Regions from separate parts of the Homo sapiens genome. Here region 2 is linked to region 1. Evidence: chromatin loops called from intact Hi-C (ENCODE). Cell type or tissue: ascending aorta. All regions are shown on one strand. Links, peaks and the distances in the headings refer to the core of each region. The heading gives the core; the rest is flanking DNA. Region 1 overlaps ACP3 (acid phosphatase 3). Region 2 overlaps DNAJC13 (DnaJ heat shock protein family (Hsp40) member C13).

What was found. Peaks named below come from ENCODE experiments on the same cell type or tissue, not always from the same donor. Only the 100,000 strongest peaks of a DNase experiment are listed, where the experiment ranks them.
Region 2: it touches region 1 in a loop (5-fold over the local background); 10 of 110 quality-filtered maps call a loop at or near these places.

The regions. Positions count from the first base shown.
Region 1 is chr3:132,347,743-132,357,136 of GRCh38, reverse strand. It overlaps ACP3 (acid phosphatase 3), which reads right to left. Exons shown (of 10, transcript NM_001099.5): 8 at 7,135-7,217; 9 at 4,314-4,417; 10 at 1-451. The coding sequence ends at 259. Among named protein-coding and RNA genes, the nearest start is that of ACP3, 35 kb to the right of the region's middle. In ascending aorta, for the core only: a CTCF peak has its summit at 4,397 (motif pointing left); a DNase peak (open chromatin) is centred at 4,396.
Region 2 is chr3:132,444,737-132,454,130 of GRCh38, reverse strand. DNAJC13 (DnaJ heat shock protein family (Hsp40) member C13) reads right to left here. Exons shown (of 56, transcript NM_015268.4): 3 at 7,581-7,656; 4 at 6,661-6,810; 5 at 6,192-6,233; 6 at 3,284-3,484; 7 at 627-833; 8 at 437-532; 9 at 1-65. Among named protein-coding and RNA genes, the nearest start is that of DNAJC13, 32 kb to the right of the region's middle. In ascending aorta, for the core only: no CTCF peak of the experiment used is centred there; a DNase peak (open chromatin) is centred at 5,330; H3K4me3 peaks cover 757 bases; H3K27ac peaks cover 2,718 bases.

The DNA.
Region 1 (9,394 bases), core at 514-8,513:
CTGATTATATTTTGGCACTGCTGCCCCTTTACATTAACGCTGAAAAACAAAACAAAACTTAGCTAAGTTTTATGGCAAGTGGGGGCAGGGTCAGGTGAAGAGGTAGGAATTGCCTGAGGTTGGGGGTCCCTAAAACATAAAATAATCATCCAAAGCCCATTTTCCTCAAAGCTGGGGGTAATGGCCAAAGTATGTTCTCAAAGCATCATCTGCCCTGAGAAAGGGCAGCTACTCCTTCTACAGAGATCTCTGTGCACACTAATCTGTACTGTCTTCAGTACCTTGATGGCTGTTTGTGGTCATACACTCCGTGGACCAGTCTTGAGGGATCACAGGGCCAACCAGCTCAGCAAACCTCTCCAGAGGACAGCTGGGGCTGCAGCCAGGTAGCATGAGGGGATACGGCTCGTGCTGCGTCTCATTCCGATAGTACATCTCCACAAAGTACTCCCTGGCAGACAAAGGCAGAGGAGAGAGCTCTGTTAGTTCTGTGTTGTTGAACTGCCACTGAATTTCTTTCCACTTGGACTATTACATGCCAGTTGAGGGACTAATGGAAAAACTTATGGGGAGATTTTAGCCAATTTAGGTGTGTAAATGGGGAGACTGGGGCAGGCGGGAGAGATTTGCAGGGTGGAAATGGGAGGGCTGGTTTGTTAGATGAACAGGGACATAGGAGGTAGGCACCAGGATGCTAAATCAGAGGAGGTGGTGAGAAGTGATGGTTGCAGGGAGCTGGGTGGGACTTTGAGCCTTTGGATAAGAAGTGGGAGGCAGGTGGGGGTGTTGGGTTTTCCTTCTCCTCCTCCCTTCTTTTTAGGCTTCTCATTTGCTCCTTTTTTTCTTTTTCTGTTTTCCTACTTGAGTATTTCTTTCAGTCCTCTTTCTGAATGTATCTCCCCTCTCCTTAACTAGGCTATAAACATGGAACTGAATAATATATAACATATGTGCTTGAATATACAGCAAGACTTTATCAGAAAATTATCCCTCAGAACAAAGATGTGGGTATGTGTTCCAGTCCTTCCATTGTGTCACGTTAAGGAGAGCTCTCTCAATGCTTTATCTCAAAAAAACAATGTACTATTTGGGAAGGTCCAATGGTGTAAACTAACCTGAGTTAAACCAGCGTGAGTTGCTTATGGAAGCCATTTGCTAATCAAGGAGTCAGGAGGGGAACTCAAGAAGGATTTAGAGATCCTTCTTTTGGTGTAACCTTACAATGGCTACTTTTGGTTGTCATTATAAACAAGCCTTTTAAAACATCACTTTAAAAAGCCATATAAACATAGTAACAGCAAATATTCACTTATGTCTATAAGGCTGGGCGCAGTGGCTCACGCCTGTAATCCCAGCACTTTGGGAGGTCGAGGCGGGTGGATCACGAGGTCAGGAGATCGAGACCATCCTGGCTAACACGGTGAAACCCCGTCTCTACTAAAAATACAAAAATTAGCTGGGTGTGGTGGCACATGCCTATAGTCCCAGCTATTTGGGAGGCTGGGGCGGGAGAATCACTTGAACCTGGGAGGTGGAGGTTGCAGTTAGCCGAGATCACGCCACTACACTCTAGCCTGGGCAACAGAGCGAGACTCCATCTCAAAAATAAAATAAAATAAAATAAAAATAAAATAAAATAAAATAAAATAAGATAAAATAAAATAAGATGTCTATAAAACTTACAAAAACCTCCCTAATATGTATTATGAATGGGTACTTATATCTTGGAATAACTTTTTCAGTAACAGCATCTTCTGTCTTAAGATGATATGGCCTAGATGACCAATACTCCATCAAACTCTGTTATTCTCTTTCCATAGAATTGAATTATGGCTCAGAAGTGACCACATTGCCAAGACTACGTTGTACCTAGGTAGGACCAAGTCACTAATTTAGCCAGTAGAAAGTGAGCAGAAATGATATGTGTCCCCTTTAAAAGGCTGACGTGGTTGATAAGCGGGTTGCTGCCTCCACCCTTTCATTCCTTTCTACAAGCTGCCTGCAAGTGAGCACAGCACTCTTGAAACCGTAGGTCCAAAGAGGGAACCCTGGGTGCCTGAATCACCACGTGTGAATCACATCTATTAATGTACACCTGCATTGTACTGTTAGATAAGTGTGAAATTAATTTTCATTGGGTTAAGACTTCAAAAATCTGAGGTTCATCTATATAGAAGACAAAATTATCTTTTATTAGTGAATATATCTGGGAAACAATTTTAAAAGACTCAAAATTGGCTTTAGTGGTGAAGACACAAGCCAAAGATGAGTACAAAGAGTTTAGATAAAATCATTTTATAAAATGTAAAAGTGAAACAAAGCAATATTAACTTAATGAATTATTTTATATAGTCTATGATTTTAAATCTCTGTATCTAACCCAAAATTAAATCTTTTAAGAATATTTTTAGCTACCTTTTCTACAACCTGAAAAGTTTACGTATTTAAGATGGTTGAAAATCTAAAATACTCTCTCTTTCTGTCTCTCTCCGTATCTTCTCATAAGAAAATGTGAGATCACTTCACAGTCAGGATCACCTAATAAGCAGGCTTAGACAGAATTCGTTAACTCGAAGCCTCCTTGATCCTAATTTAAAAGCAATCACGTTTCACCTTTGATATTTCCCTGGAGTGCCAATAAAAAAAATCCTAATACAACAACAAATTGGACTTGACCTTTACGTGGCCCTTGGTTAATTTTTTCTGTATGTCACTGCCTTTCAGTTGAAAAAATACTCCACACTTGATTTGTAATATAGATTTAACTCAGGGTCGTAAAACAAGGCAATTCAGTGGGAGAAAATGCTTCTGTGCACTGAGAAAGCAAGCTCTGGACCACTGGGGTCCAGAAACCAGAGAACAGGGAGGTACGAGTAGAGTCAGTAGCTTCTCTTGTCTTATCCCAAAGGAGATGGTGCCTGCTCCTGAAGCTGATCCTGGAATTTGGTTGGATTTATTAACTCTGTGCCCAGAGCTGGCCTTCTGATGGGCAGACTTGTGCCGGGCTTGTTATTAAGAGAGGGTTTTATGTCTCTAGTCGTTTCATTCCCATTTTCTGTTCTATTTGGCCAGTCTCCATTTTGTGGGTCTTACCTCTCCATGCTGACTCTAGATATTTGAGAGCAAGGTTAACTAAGACCACATTTTAGTTCTAGTTCATTGTGCCTGACACTCAGTTAGAGGTTCAATAAAGAATGTATCTACCTGTCCCTAACTGTGCAGAACTCACTTCTTTGTAAGCAGTGAAGATATTGGTTGAGAATGAAGTCTCTGTGCTGTTACTTTCTTACTCTACAAATTCAGGGGCCAGAAAGCTACATCCAAGACTACAAAATTTGCAAGATGAAATACAGGGCCCATTGTTTAAACATTATTACAATTTAAAGATGGCCACAGCAGATCATTAAAACAAGCATGGGCTCTTTTGAGCCAGGTCCCCATGTAACTGCACAGTCAGGTTGGTGTGCAGCTATTGTGAATGCCTTGAGGGAAGGGCAAAATAGATCTCCCTGACTAATCCCAAAACAAACTCTGGGGTCACTGCCTTAACTCAGCCCTTTCCTTGCTCTTATTTCACTAATAATATCCCATGAAGTCTGGTGACTTGTTCCAAATACCTCCTTCTTCTCCTCCCAATGAGAATGTCGTTGTCACAGCAGATAAATATTTTTGGTATGACCTTGGTGTGATAATCAATTCTTCCCCAGTTTTTCCAGGACATTTCTGGTTTTAACAATGAAATTCACATGTTCTGAGAACACCAGATTTCATGGGTCAATTCTGGTGAACTGGGACATTTGGCTACGCTAACTTTGACCCTTCTAATGGGTTCAAGCTAAGCTGTGGTCATCTGGGGAGGGCCACACCAGGTCACACAGAGGTAGACACCAGTTAGAAATTGTACTTTAAGAATCTTGACTTGTGGATATGAATCATCAGAAGCTGAATGAATATGTTTGAATTCTTTAATTGAAAAAATATTATTATATAACCATCAAGAAATTTTTCTCTTGCCAAGTATATATACAATACATGCCTACTTCTTAGAATACCTTAATTTTTTTAAAAATGTAATTTCTGTTACATAGGCTATTTCCCAATTTTTTCATCTACTGTGTATATTATTTTCCAGTAAAAGTCTTCATGAAAAAGAAAAAAGAGACATGACTAGCAAAGATCTTGTTACCACCATTCTTCCCTCTGAATATAAAACCAAATCAAAGACAAACAGGCACACAACCCTTAACCCAAAATAATAATAATGAAACCCAAGGTCCAGTGATACTGATTTTGAAAAGCACTTAGTCACTTACCCCTTCTCAAAGTACAATTCCGTCAAGTGGCAAGAAGCATAGGGAGGAAGGAGTCCGTTGTAAACATCTAGCGCCATCTGTAGGCCACTCACAGTAGTGTCATGCTACAGAGATTGAAATCAATTTTATCGCCTGTTCAGATTCACATTCAATAGGTATGAAGCACTTGTACAGCACCATGATGGCTTCTGATTCAATTAAATTTCCCATACGCCCACAATGACTTAATAAGTAGAGAAGGAAAGATTTTGGTTGAGCATTAGCGGTGTGCTAGGCAGTATGATTTAGATATGTATCATTATTTTCATTTAAAAGATGAAGAAATTGGCTGGGCGTGGTAGCTCATGCCTGTAATCCCAGCACTTTGGGAGCCCGAGGCAGGTGGATCACTTGAGGTCAGGAGTTCGAGACCAGCATGACCAACATGGTGAAACCCCATCCCTACTAAAAAAAAAAAAAAAAGCTGGGTGTGGTGGCATGGGCCTGTAAATCCAGCTACTTGGGAGGCTGAGGCAGGAGAATCGCTTGAACCCGGGAGGCAGAGGTTGCAGTGAGCCAAGATCGTGCCACTGCACTCAGAAGGTGACAGAGCGGGACTCCATCTCGATAAAATAAAATAATTTTAAAAATAATAATAAAAGATGAAGAAATTGAGACCCAGGGAAATTAAGCAACTTGCTTAATGTCATATAACCCCAAATGGAAGAAAGTAAATTTGAATCAAGCCTCCTTAAGTGCTGTGCCTTTTTGAAATATTTTGAAACACATTAATGCTAGATTATATTTTTCTATAGATTAGCATCATCTGTGATTTAAAGTTGTGGAAGAATATATGAGGTTTAAATGTTTAGGGAAGATAAAATACAAGGAAGTATAGGATGCAATTTAAAATAATTGTAAAGCTAAATGTTTACCCCAGAGTGGCTGGAAGGTATAGGGGAGTGGTTTTCAACCCCCTTTCTGCCACTGATTAGCTATCTAATCTTAGGCAGTCCTCAACTTCCATATCTGCAAAATTGGGATAACATTTGGCTGCCTAAACTGTATGGCAGCGTGCACATATTCAAAAGGCGTTAGAAGTAATCTAATAGAGAAAAAAAAAAAGGAGCTACGGATATGACATGCTGGAAGTCACACCACAAGTTAAAACTAGAAATCAGATTAGACACTACGAAAATTGGCAGAAATGACTAATTTCAGGCCTATCTCTCTCCAGGAAGCACTCTGCTCCTGCCCAGGCCTATTTCCCTAGTCTATACCATTTAGGGCTCCTGATAATAAACAAACTTCCTGGCATCTTCAGTCACCTCTTTCACCTTCTTGCATGAATGAAAACATGACTTTCTTTCTCCAGCCACAGCTGAGAAACCTTTTGTCATGGAGATGTGAGTGAAAGGAGTCAGCATGCTATGTCCTGTTTCCCTGCTCATCCCAGACTCCATGGGCAGCTATTTGAATGTATAATACAATTGCAGAATTTTCCCCAAACACTGTGTCTCTCCTTGGCGTCTCAGACTCTTCTCTCCCTGGCTTCTCCAAGATGAAAGCCTTTTCTAAGATCTCTTGCTCTCTTTTCTTTCTACTCCCAAATGTAGCTCCAACTTTGAGTTGCAGTCCTTCTTCCCTTTCCTCCTTCTATTCTCTTTGCCATCTGAAGTTTTCTGCTGGGATGCCCCTGTGGCATTTCAAACCCATTGCCTAATCAGTACATTTGCCTGGCCCAAGACCACCTCCTTCCTGCCACTGAAAACTGAAATCTTGACTTCATCTGGGGCTTCACCTTCCACATCATTGTCTTCCACCCACTTCCAATTCATCACTGAGAATGCACACTCAGCTTTTCTTGTAACCTGGCTCACTTCTTTTCCTCTCCTGCCGCTGCCCTAATTTTAGGCCATATCCCCATTTTTCTAGACTATCACAAAAGCTTTCTACACCATATCCTGTTCCCAACATCCAGTTATTCTATAAAATAATTAATTTCCAAAATGCTGCTCCTATCCTGTCACTCCTGCCCTGCCTTCCCTGAGCAAACACTGACAGGGGGGTTCTCCCTTGCTTCCTTGCTTCTTTCTACAATTAAACAAAGAAGCAGCAGGACAACATGGCCCTTCAGCTGCCATCCAGCATAAACTTCTGACACTCCATATCAGGGCTATCTAAAAAACCTTCCATGATGATGGAGATGTTGTATATCTGTGCTCTCCAATTCAGTAGCCACTGGCTATATATGGCTATTGAACACCTGAAATGTGGCTAATACAACCGAGGGACTTAATTTTTCATTCTACTTAATCATAATTAATTTAAATGTAAGTAGCTACTTCTGGCTACTAGGTTCCATATTGAGCAGCACAGTTAACATCCACTAATTTGGTACCACTTTTTGGACACAACATTCCTGGCCTTCCACTTCTGTCCTAATAATTTACTTTATTTGTCCTACACACTAGTGAGGAGCACTTACTAACCCCTTTCATTTTGATGTGTTGGATGTGCTGCCTTGTCTAGGAAGCCTTTCTGCTTCTCTTCTCCACCCTCTTGGAACAGAAGGGATGGCTAGATTTTCTGAGGTGCCATAGCACTTGCCTGCATGGTATTTCCATCCCATTTTGTATAGTGTTTATGTTTGTCTTCTTGTTAGTTTAGATTATAAATCCCTTAAAGGACAGAATGATGCATTTAATTCTAAAAGCTTTGTGCAAGTGCCTACCACGTACAAGGAGATGGGGAAATGAAGATTAAAAAAAGATGAGGTCCTGTGCTTCAAGAGATCACACACTTGAACAAACATATGTTAAATGAAGATGAAAATACTTACCGCAGAATACATGATGAGTTTTTTGTAGCTTGGTATCTGAGTTGCTCTCTTCATGTGATTGAGGATTTCATTGACCAGGACACCTTAAAGAAGATGAATCAATAACCAAACTGAACCAAACATAAGCTTCTATTTTAGTTCATTAGCTTTTTGTCACTTCATAGTTGCGGACTCTCCCTGCCATGACTTAAGAAGAGGGGCAAAGATCTAATTTTATTGAGCATCTGCTCTGTGCTAGGTAATGTGATTTACATACTTTTTTTTTTTTAAACTGAATCCTACGTCTCAACCCTCATTTTTAGGTAAGGAATCTTAAGTCCAAAGATATTAAGTGACTCACACAGCCAGGTAAGGAAAGCTGGATTGGCACACTAGGACTCTACCATACCGGGTTTTGTTAAAGCTCAGGTTAGGAGGCTGATAAGCTTGGAAGGAACTTCAGACAGCTTTTTCAGATCATAAAAGATAATTCTTAGCCCATGTTCTTCTCCAGAGCAGACCTGAAATGACAGCACAGCAGGTACTCCTCTATTTTCACCCCTCTTGCTTCTACTCTCTGGCAGTCAGACCTGTGGGAGGCCATGGGAGAAAGCAGCTCTCTGGATGTTTGTACAGATCATGGACTATTCTCTGTGGACCATTTCTCCAGGTTACCCTAGGTGTCACTATTGGGGGGACAGCCAGCATCTTTAGCTTTCATTTGAGTTTCTGTCTGTCTTCAGTAGAGGAAACTTTTGCTCTTCACACTTCACATCTGAACACCTAACTGCTGTTGCTCCTGAGGTGGTGAAAGACAGATATAGAGCTTACAGTATTTATCCTATTTCTAGGCACTGAGGGCTGTGGGGTACCTTGTGGTGCCAAAACAGATCCTGTTTTAAGGACATGTTGCTTCAGAGATGTCTGTAACTATCTGGTGTCTCTGTTGGTCTCTTTACCCTGCATCATGTGCTCTCTTGGCTGAGAATGACCAGTAGGGTGTGTTAGGGTGTGTGTGTGTGTGAGTTGTAATGAGCAGGGCATTGATATTAACAGATTGACTATAATCTCAGGTTCTGTAGTCCACTCAACAAACACACACTGAGCAGCTATGATGCGCCAGATACTGTGCTAGGAGAATCAGACCTGGTCCCTGCCCTCCAAAAACTCATAAAATAGTAAGAAGAGACAGGTCTGTACACCAGTAAGTATAAAAAAGGGTTAATTAAGGAGGTAGGTATCTGCTCTTTCTATAAGATACTGGAAATTCCTTGAGGATGAATAGGATAATCTGAATGTACATGTCTAACAGGTCTAAATCCCTCCATCTCAGAGAGGGTTGCCCTGTGGAATGCATTAGGGACTTTAGCTTGATTCACATGCCATGTTGGTGCTAAACTCTGTGGCCAAGCTTTTGGGAGCCATGACAGCCACCTGAAATCAGCAAGTTGCCCTTTGTCAACAAGTGCCTTTTAGTCAGGCTGCAGTTTTGGTCATGAATATATCAGTTCTTGGTTCTGGTATGATTACACCCTTATCCCAGGAGTGATTAGGGGTGACTATCATGATTATCCTCAGGCTCTGGCATATCAATATTCTGTTTTATAGGGGAAACTGAGGCTTGGAGAGGCTCAGAAACTTGATTAGATTATACAACTTGCAAGCAGAGAAGGAGGGCTTTAAATCTAGCATGTCCTGTGTCAAAACCTTTATTTGTAATCATTAGAACATGCTATCGTGGAAAGCTAGCTTCAAAGTTATCTGTTGTATCCTTTATTAAATCTTCGTAAACTAGACAAAAATATCATTGACCTGAAGACATAAACTTTGCTTCCTTCATTTCTAGTCTACAGCAGAGGTTGGCAAACTTTTCTGTAAAAGTCCAGAGAGTAAATGTCTTAGGCTTTGTGGGTTAAAAAATCTGTTGCAACTACTCAGCTCTGCGGTGGTAGCATGAAAGCAGCAATAGACAATGCATAAATGAATGAGTGTGGCTGTATTTCAATAAAACTTTATTTACAAAACCAGGTAGTGGGCTGGATTAGGCATACAGGCAGTAGTTTGCCAACCTCTGGCCTAGAGCAAGAAGAGCTCTCTTTTCACTGATATGACCAGCCATATGATCCTAAATTTGCCCCAGGGATTTTTTTGGTGTGTGTGTGTGTGTGTGTGTGTGTGTATGTGTGTGTGTCTTACTGAACAGTGTCACCCCTGAAGTTAAATGATGAAATAAAAATTCTAGACTGGGCACAGTAGTTCATGCCTATAATCCCAGAACTTT
Region 2 (9,394 bases), core at 669-8,668, 97 kb before region 1:
TGCCCTTTTATAAATTCAATGGTAAAAAGTTGTGGATTTTCTGAGTCACAGACCAACGCAAATACCTAATGAAAAAACAAAAAATAGCTTCAACAAAAAAAAGTTTATAGTTTTATAGTATTTCATTATAAAATGCATCACTTAGCTTACAAAAGTCAGTATTTTAAGATGTGACTTGTTTACAATATAAGAGTTTAAAACTTTAAAATCTCAAATTTTCAGTTGAGTAATAAGTTCCATTCTTTATATACTTGGAAAATAACTTTTGTAATAATCATTGTTCTATGATCAATTAATATAAATATGTTAAGAGTTAAATACAGATTCTGTCCATTCCATATTCTTTAGCCATGAGTAAACATTAAAATAGAAAGAAAATTATCCTAATTTATCAATAGAAAGAAATCTCATTTAAGCTAACAATGCTGAAACTTACTTCTCCTAAAGGCTTCAATGTTGCAATATTATAGGTTGCCGGATCACGTTCTACTAAACATGTTTCTGTAAGTGCTAGAACTCTTTTAACAGGCTCCTTCAAAAAATAAAATTGAGACATATTAAGAAGTTATTTTTTAAAACGTCAAAATCAGGTGAACAAATTTTCATTTTTAACATATGGGTCTTACCGAATGTCTAGGTGATATTTTTTGGACTACAAACTCTGCTAAAGATGTGATGGATTCATCAGTGCTGTATTTTCCAAAGCGAAGATTCAAATATTGCTCGAATTCTAAAGGCTCTTTCCTGATCCGCAATGAAATACCTATGTAGTTACCAGCATGGTCTATTGCACTTTTAATAATCTCTTCTCTTTGCTCTGACGCAAATAAATGCTGCACAAATTTAGAAATTTAAAAAGTCAGAGTTGAAACAACTGAAATGTGTCTGTAGCTAATCAACTCATAGGAAAGGTATTAAAGTAGCAATTCTAGAGAAAAAAGAGGTAGGTATTAGAGGCAAATAAGCAGTTGTTTCAATGAAAAGACTATTACTAAATTAAAATAATAAAGTCTGGGATACAGAGCTTTGCAACTAACTCACTGAACGGCAATTATCTCAAAATTTCTCAGGTTCTGGTTCTCATCACCTTGTGCAAAACAGCATGCTGGGTCTTCCAAGAAGGGCCTCCAAGGAACCCCAGCCAAGCCACTGGGGGTGATGGGTACTGTGTGGGCAGGATTCCCAGTTTCAAACAACGCAGCTCTGATTTAATCTGTTTTACACAGTAGGCTTCTTTGCAAGATGATGCTGAAGAATGTTTAAATGTTTACAAGTCATTGGCCTACCGATGTTACAAACCAACTTTCTGGGCTCTATTTACAAAGGTAAGGGAACAGGCTACAGGATGAGTATCTGTTATTTGAAATGCTTGGGATCAGAACTATTTCAGACTTCAGAGTTTTTCAGCATTTGGAATATTTTCATTACACTTACCAGTTGAGCATCCCAAATCTGAAAATCCCAAATCTGAAATGCCCCAACAAGCATTTCCTTTAAGCATCATGTTGGCACTCAAAAAGTTTCCGATTTTGGAACATTTTGAACTTCCAGATTTGGTATGCTCAACCTGAACTTGCATTTGGTGTCTAGAGGCCAGAAATGCTCAATGTCCTGTAAAGGGCAGAGTAGGAGTGTCCCACACAAGAAAGAATTGTCCTCCTCAGAATGTCAACAGCTCCCCTGCTGAGAAACACTGGATCACATCGTGTTTAAGAACCTGGTTTTATTCCTAGCAGCTTTTTATAGTCACCATAGATGCAAAAGGTATTAGATAAAGGTTTGTTGAATAAATCTGGTATAGTACCATATTTATAGTGAATTGATTCATTTTAGCTAGTGTCTTACAGTGAGAAAGTGGATTAATTCAAATGAAAACTTCTTGCTGCCCCCAAGTAATACAAAATGTTGGCAATAAGAAGAGTATGAAACAATTTTCATCCTTAACGTTTACCTTATTATTCCATTTTATGGCTTGGTTGAATTACTGTGATACAGTTATCCTATTAAGGCCTGACAGGCCATATTCTTGTAATCAGGTATCTTTACCAACAAGATGTTAAACATTCCAAATTACCACTGACCAGGGAAGAGACAGTCTATGGATAGCACTAAGACAGCAGGCTTTGGGCTGGGAGAAGGGCCTTCATCTTTTGGGTCAAGCCTCAGAGGTAACACACAGAGGTTTACCTGTATGTTCCTAGATGAGGGAAACTAGGATGGTACCCATCAAGTGGGGAAAGAGTAAAATCTAAGATGGAAAAAGGCCTGTAACTCTGAAGAACCAACTATATTTCTACATCAGATTATCTAGCCCCCATCATTGTTTATTTCCCTTTTGCTAACATCTACTATCTTATATATGTAAAAGTTCAACGCTTGCTTTGGCTCTGCTACCAACAGAACGATATTTTATCTACAAAACACTAAAAATTGAAGGAGCATTCCCGGAACACTAAGGTAGCTACAAGAATTAAAATTTTCAAGAGAAAGGAATTTTGCAATTAAGTTCAAATGAGTCTCTCCATTTGGAGACTTTCTCTACCGCACATCTTTGAGACAGAAAGGCAGGATGTATCTTAAAAAAAAATAGTTATATATACTTCAGCTTCTATTACTGATTAACAGGGTTCTCAGCACCTTAAGTAGCTTCTGTTATACCCCATAATTTACTTATATATAATTCTGAATTTCAGAACAAAAACACGCAATGAATTCCAGATTGAAGTTTCAATGCATACTCAGATTTCAGATTATAAACAGCCAGGCAAAGGATGAAAGATTCTCAAAAAGTAAGTGATTTTAAATTACTTTTTTCATTTTTTTTTCCTTTTTGTGCAGAACAAGGTCTCACTATGTTGCCAGGCAGGTCTCAAACTCCTGGGCTCAAGCTATCCTCCTAACTCTGCCTCCCTAAGTGCTGGGATTATAGGTGTGAGCTGCCATGCCAGGCTTAAATTACTTTTTCAAAGAAAGCTTAGAAACTTTTTGGTAAGACAGTAATACCAATGAAAATAACAACTGTAGTCACTGTTTACCGTACTAAGCCATCCATTGTGTGTAAAGCATTTTACATAAATTATCTCACCAGATCCTCACTCTCCTCATTTTGGAAAGCAGCAAACTGGGATTCAAGCTCAGGTATCTTTGATACCAAAACCTGGACTATTATACTTCCTTCCAGAGGACTCACGTGAAATTTCAAAATGAAGTATAAAAAGCTTTGCTTTCCTTCAAATGGTCATGACCCTTTTAAAGTGTTTTTTTTTTTTAAAATAGTACTTACCAATCTACTAAATCCTCCATAAAGTATACAAAATCCTCCTTGATAATCTGAGAGATCTACAAATCCTTCAATATTTCTATAGTCATAGGAACAGAGTACTCTGTTGGTTGCAGGATTAATTTGGTCAAAGCCTCCTGGAGTTACTTCCAAAATTACAGGTTTTCTTGAGTCACTCCAGTGATGCTTATAGCAGTTGTATCTCTAAAGACAGAATCAGTATTACTTTTAGGTTCATAAAATAAAATCATATAAAATAAAATTTAATGTATCACAGTCACTATTGAAACGACCAAAAATCTAACTGTCATCGTAAATATTTAGAGCTACTATCCAAATTGTTAAAACTATGATTAATTTTAACTATTTGGAGGTGTTTAAGAATGTTCACACTAACTGAAGACAGTACATTCTTTTTTAATTAGCAAAGGGTTTGGGTTACAATATTTTATGAAGCTATTTTAAGCCACTCTATGTAAATTTATAAAAAGAAAAAAGAGGAAATCCTACATAGAAATGTATTCTGAAAGAGTTTTACTGGAAAAAAGATCTACTTTCTTTGATGGATTCTTTTAATCCAAGTTCAATAATGAAAAGAGCTAAGTCACATTTCAGGGAAGTTGTAATATTCAATTTAAACAACCTGAACCGCCTCAGTATATTAATGTATATTTTATTTCCACATACAAAAAAAAAAAGCTGAGGCCTGTATTTGACCTTAGGCTTTTCTAATCACACAACTGGAAAGTTATCTTCAAGATGTTTGATCATATTAGCAAGTAAAATTCCATTTAGATAATATTCCTTCACAAATTAAAGTAGCTGAGTGTCAGAAATTATTAGAATAGTCAATATCCATTTACTATCCAGTTTCAGTCTTTAAAAAGAAAAAAGGTTTAATCAAGGCTGCTAAGCAAAATGATGCGATACGGAAGAAGAAAATAAATTTAAAATAATAGAAAACTGAAGCAAAGAGAAAATAAGGATAACAAAGTTTCAGATGTGAAATGAGTATCCTCTCCCCCACCCAAACACCGCAGTTTTCTACCCATCAATATAAAGTGGGATACATGGTCAATTACAATTTTTAATGTAAAAATCAATTGGTTGCTCTGGAGTACAACTATTTCTGATACTGAAATAAGAAATTATCTTCTAGGTTTTCAGAAAAGAGAGTGAAGCACTAAGTAATGAACACCTCCACTAATATCCCAACACTGAAGTCAGCAATGACTTTCACAGGACATCAAGTCTCCTCAACATTACTGATCTATGCATCGAACACACACATAGTTCCATAAAAGTAATTATGCAGACAGACAAAGGGGCCTGCACTAATCCAAGAATACAGAACCTTGATTCTGAACCAAAAGATCAGTCAATGCCACACCTCTGCTGCAGGAATGGGAGAAGGCAGGGCACAAAAATTGTGGAGCTTTCCAAACTATACTTGTTTACATGCCTCAAGACCACTATATAGGATATTCTCCATTCCTCCCAGCTCATAAACAACTGCCATTAATGAGATGTGCTGATGGAAGCATCATTATCCCTCAGGATTGCAGGGGCCAACCAAGAAGGACTTTTGAGAAACCCTGATTTAGAAGTATATCTAGGGCAAATGGAGGTCTTAGAGCCAAATTCAACTTAGGCAAGAAGAGTGCCGTTTAGCCAGCACAGTATTTGGGGTGGAATCTAAACTTGTTATTAGGACAATACAGGTGTCACTTTGAGCCCCTTACTCCTGATGTAAAATCAGGTAAACTATCCTTTGGGCAATCTTCTAGAGGTACTGTTTCTACCACAAGATTTTGAAAAGTATTAAATGGCTGAAGTTAACTGGTACAAAAGACAGCTTATATAAAAATTCTAAGTATGCTTTTGAAAGCAGTTGTTTCCCAAACAGATGAGGTACGTCACCTGACAATATAGAATAATTAAAATAAGCACACCAAGTTATGATTTATAAAAATTTGACCATGGCTCATCAGGAACAAGAAATAAGCAGCTCGCCAGTTGCCATTAAACTATTTTTAAACGCTGCTGGGCAACCAGCCAATTGCTAGAGTTGAAATTAGTGAGGTTTCTGGGATGCTAAAAAAAGTAGCAGAATATTCATAGAAATATTCTATGAATGAGGGCTTAAGACAGACAGGAGAATGGTGCTGCCCGCATATCAGAATTCAGTTCCTGCCTTTTGCCAGAAGCTAGGGTTCTGAACAGTGCTATAAATTTAAGCATTATTTTTCTCCATTATAAAAGTAATACTTGCTAATGGGAAGAAATTTAATATCTCAAGAGAGTGAAAAAAGGTTACACTCCTGTTCCTCTTTCCCAGAAGTCTCTGATTTAGTTTAAATGCTGCTGTTACATTACTGGAAAAGGCCTGGGAAAGTTAAGACGACTCTGATATGCCACCACAGCTTCCTCCAAAGCTGTCAGTGCACCATGCCAAGCTTCAGTACAGGCCAGATCCAGTCCAAGAACATGTAAGAAGACAGTTTCAGTATGCTCAAATCTTAAAACTTGAATATTTCTGAAATAAGAAACTCCTACACCAAACAATGAATGAATGTTCCAACATGCACTATCAGCAGTATGACGTTCTCTGGTATTACTGTTTGGGATACTGCATAAGGACTACCTGAATGCTTATAGTGTTGCTTTTAATGCTCCAAAGGTTTTTTTGCCTTTTTTTCCCCCCATCTACCAGTATCAACATTCTTAAATCTAACTGTTCATATTTGAGTTTCCTGTTAAACTACATAACATGATATCAGGAGACATTACAATTTTGTTTCTTTTCCCTTTAGCTTTGCTACAAATGGAACACACAGATTATGAAATGATTTCTACAATAAAGGGCAACATTTGAACAAATAAAAATACATAATAAATGTTAAATATTTACCCTTCCTGTGATTTTTCCCTCTGAAAAATCAGTTCTAAATCTCTGAAAGAGAAAACATAACCACAGTTTATGACAACAGACTGGTAAGGAAAACTTGGCTCACTCCCTTCTACTCAAAGCAAGTAAAATCCTGACTTGGTAACCTGGACACTAAAAACTGTTATTCAAGTTATAGTTTAAGAATATTCAATAAAAAGAGTATGAAACCTTATTGAAGAACAAGATAAACATACAATGCTTTCTCCTGCATATGCAATTAAAAAAAACTAATAAACTTGCAAATATAAAAGATTTTCCAGCCTGTTAGAGAAAAGTGAACGTTTCACAGGGTCAAGTTAAAGGTCAGTAAGAAAAAAATAATCATAGTGGGTACAGGGGCAGAGAACATTAATTTCTCTACTTCTATGTAACTACTTCATTTTAAAAAGAGAAGAAAGAAATTTTATTTATGAACATGGAATCTTCTTACCAATGCTTCTGTAAGAAGTTCTGTTCTGTGCTCTGTAGAAAATTTTAAAGTTTCTGACTTTTTTCCACTGCCTTTACGAAATGTGAGGTTGAACTCCGTTCCTTGTCCTTTTCCAACAGGGCTGATGCTGCAAATGTCTCCATAAGGCCACTTAAAAAAAAAAAAATTTTGACTGGTGCTACTATAATACAGTAAAATGTAATGCTTATTTTTGTCACTTTAATTTCATAATCACTGATTAAATCAGCAAAATTTTATAAAATAGAGTCTAGAAATTGTGTCTTACAGTAATTCTGTAAAAAATTCTTTTAAAGGTTTTTAGTCAGAAAAATCCAATATGTATTCCTATTTTAATGATGACATTAATCCAAAGAAATTAAAATTAAAAAGTGATAAGAACTGGGAAGTGAAATTTTATGACTACTTAAAAATTTGTTAAAAAGTTTGTGAAACATGCCTAATTTGGAATTAAAATAGGCCAGAATATCTTTGAATATGTTTACTTATAAATGTTCAGGTTACTCTTGCCTTTATAAACCCATAATCCTACTCCCATGACGAGTATTTTACACTAACTGGACTCATGACTTATATATGCTTTTGTTACAGTAAAAAGTATAAGCCTTTATAAATTATAGAGAACTAAATTACTAATTTTACATAAAGGAGGTGGCCACAACTAATAGTAACATCAAGTTATACCCTTGAGAGCCCTAGAAATAAGCATATTCTCCCCCTCCTGTTTATTTATTATTTATTTTTGGTCCCCAAATCAGAGTATTATGTAAGCACATCAATCTCTTTCTGATTTGACATTTCTATCTTCAAGTACTGATTTAAGGGAGGGTAATGGTCACAGCCTGGCTTTTAAAATTCAAAGGGAGTTCATACAAACACCTAACAGCTTCTAACAGGATTACCTGATTTGTTACTTCTAAGGTATTGGGATTATATGTAGTAATCGCATGAGTTCCAACTGAAAAGACACGCTTATACCTACAAAGGAAAACAAGTGCTTAAATTTAGTTTTAAACAAAAAGATATTTTATAAGAAAATATATATAACACAAAACAAACAGTTCAATACATAGAAATGTGTTAGTTGATTAATGGTGACTAAATATAGCTTAGTTATATATTCTCACCTTTTTAAACATTCTAAAATGTTATTTTTATTAAAACCCACCCACTCATTTTACTGTGAACTATTAAGATATCTAAGTAGAAAAGTATGATTTATATGCAAGCAATCTTGTGTGATGTTAGTATAAATTAAGTTGGCAAAGCATCAGCTGAGGATGCTGAAAGATCCTAAATGGGAAAGTTTTATTAAAAAAAAAAAACACTGCATACCAATGCTTTCAAAATACCCTTACAACAAAGCCATATGGAAAGGAAGGAAAAGCTATGGCCTGGGGCAACTGGTCAGTCACAGCCATATCCTGGAATCTTAATAGTTTCTACTTAAGCAACTACCTATTACATCTCAGTGTTGCAATTTTATAGAAGTAGGAAGCCTACACCACAAACAAGCAGTTTTCACTTCTCACTTCATTTCCTTTCAAGTAACATATTTGAAGGAGAAAAAACATTTGGGTATCAGTAATCCTTCAAAAGAGAAAGGAATTCATAATCATAAAAGGAAATTGAATTAGAAAAACTTATTTAAAGCAAAATAATTAGTTCTTTGGAAATAAAATATTAAAATGGATAAAACATTAGTATATATAAAACAAAATTAAGGAAAACAAAGACTTCACACAACCAAAAGTTTTTTAAAATGCTGCATATAACTCTATGCTGACAAATTTGAAAATCAACCCTTCAATATAAGAATAAATCAACCCTTATATTGAAGAATTTAAGAAAGCTGCAAAGAATTACATCCTCCAAAAGCACCAGGCTCAAATGATTTCAAGACAGAAGAAACCTGAGGACCAAGTAACTCCCATGCTCCTTAAATTGTTGCCGAAAACTGAGTAAAAACAGCTTCTCAATTTTTTTAATACTACTAAAATCTGAAAAGACAATACAATAAGAAAAAAACCCACCAATCTATTTTCAAAGCTAATATTAGCAGTAACAATCAAGTCGCATTTTAAAATAGTAATACACCGTGACCAATTAGGTAAACACTTCAATATTAGAAAAATCTATTAACATAATTTGTTATATTTATTGAAATATCTAGTTGTATTTTAATACGAGATTTTTTTAATTATCAAAAATGCTTAAGTTAAATCAAATGTCTTTTTGACATCTACGGAGAGAATCATGTTTTCTTCCTTTGAACTATTAGTATGCTAAAAAGGCATTAATAACTTAAACAAACAGCCATGATCAGACTCAAAGGTAATACAATAAAAGTATTCCCATTAAGATCAAGAGAGATCTTTCACATTTTCATTTTTCTCTTGTCTATTTTTTAAAATCAGTATATTATAAAAATGAGAAAGTATTTCCATTTAGGTAAAAAGGAAATGATAAGATTTTATTAATCTTTACCACATATCCATATACAAAAGTATTGCTACATTGTGTTTTTTTTCCTAACTCTACATGTCTAAAGTGGAGTGAGAAACTAAAGAATTATAGCACTTCCCTCTAACAAAAAAGCAGTCATTTGCTTCTTTTTAAAGTGGAGTGAGGGTTAGGGGACTGGTGAAGTAAACAAGCTATCTAAAGAGCTTAAAAGTTTCAAAACTTCAAAGGCTTAATCAATTAATAGGAACTA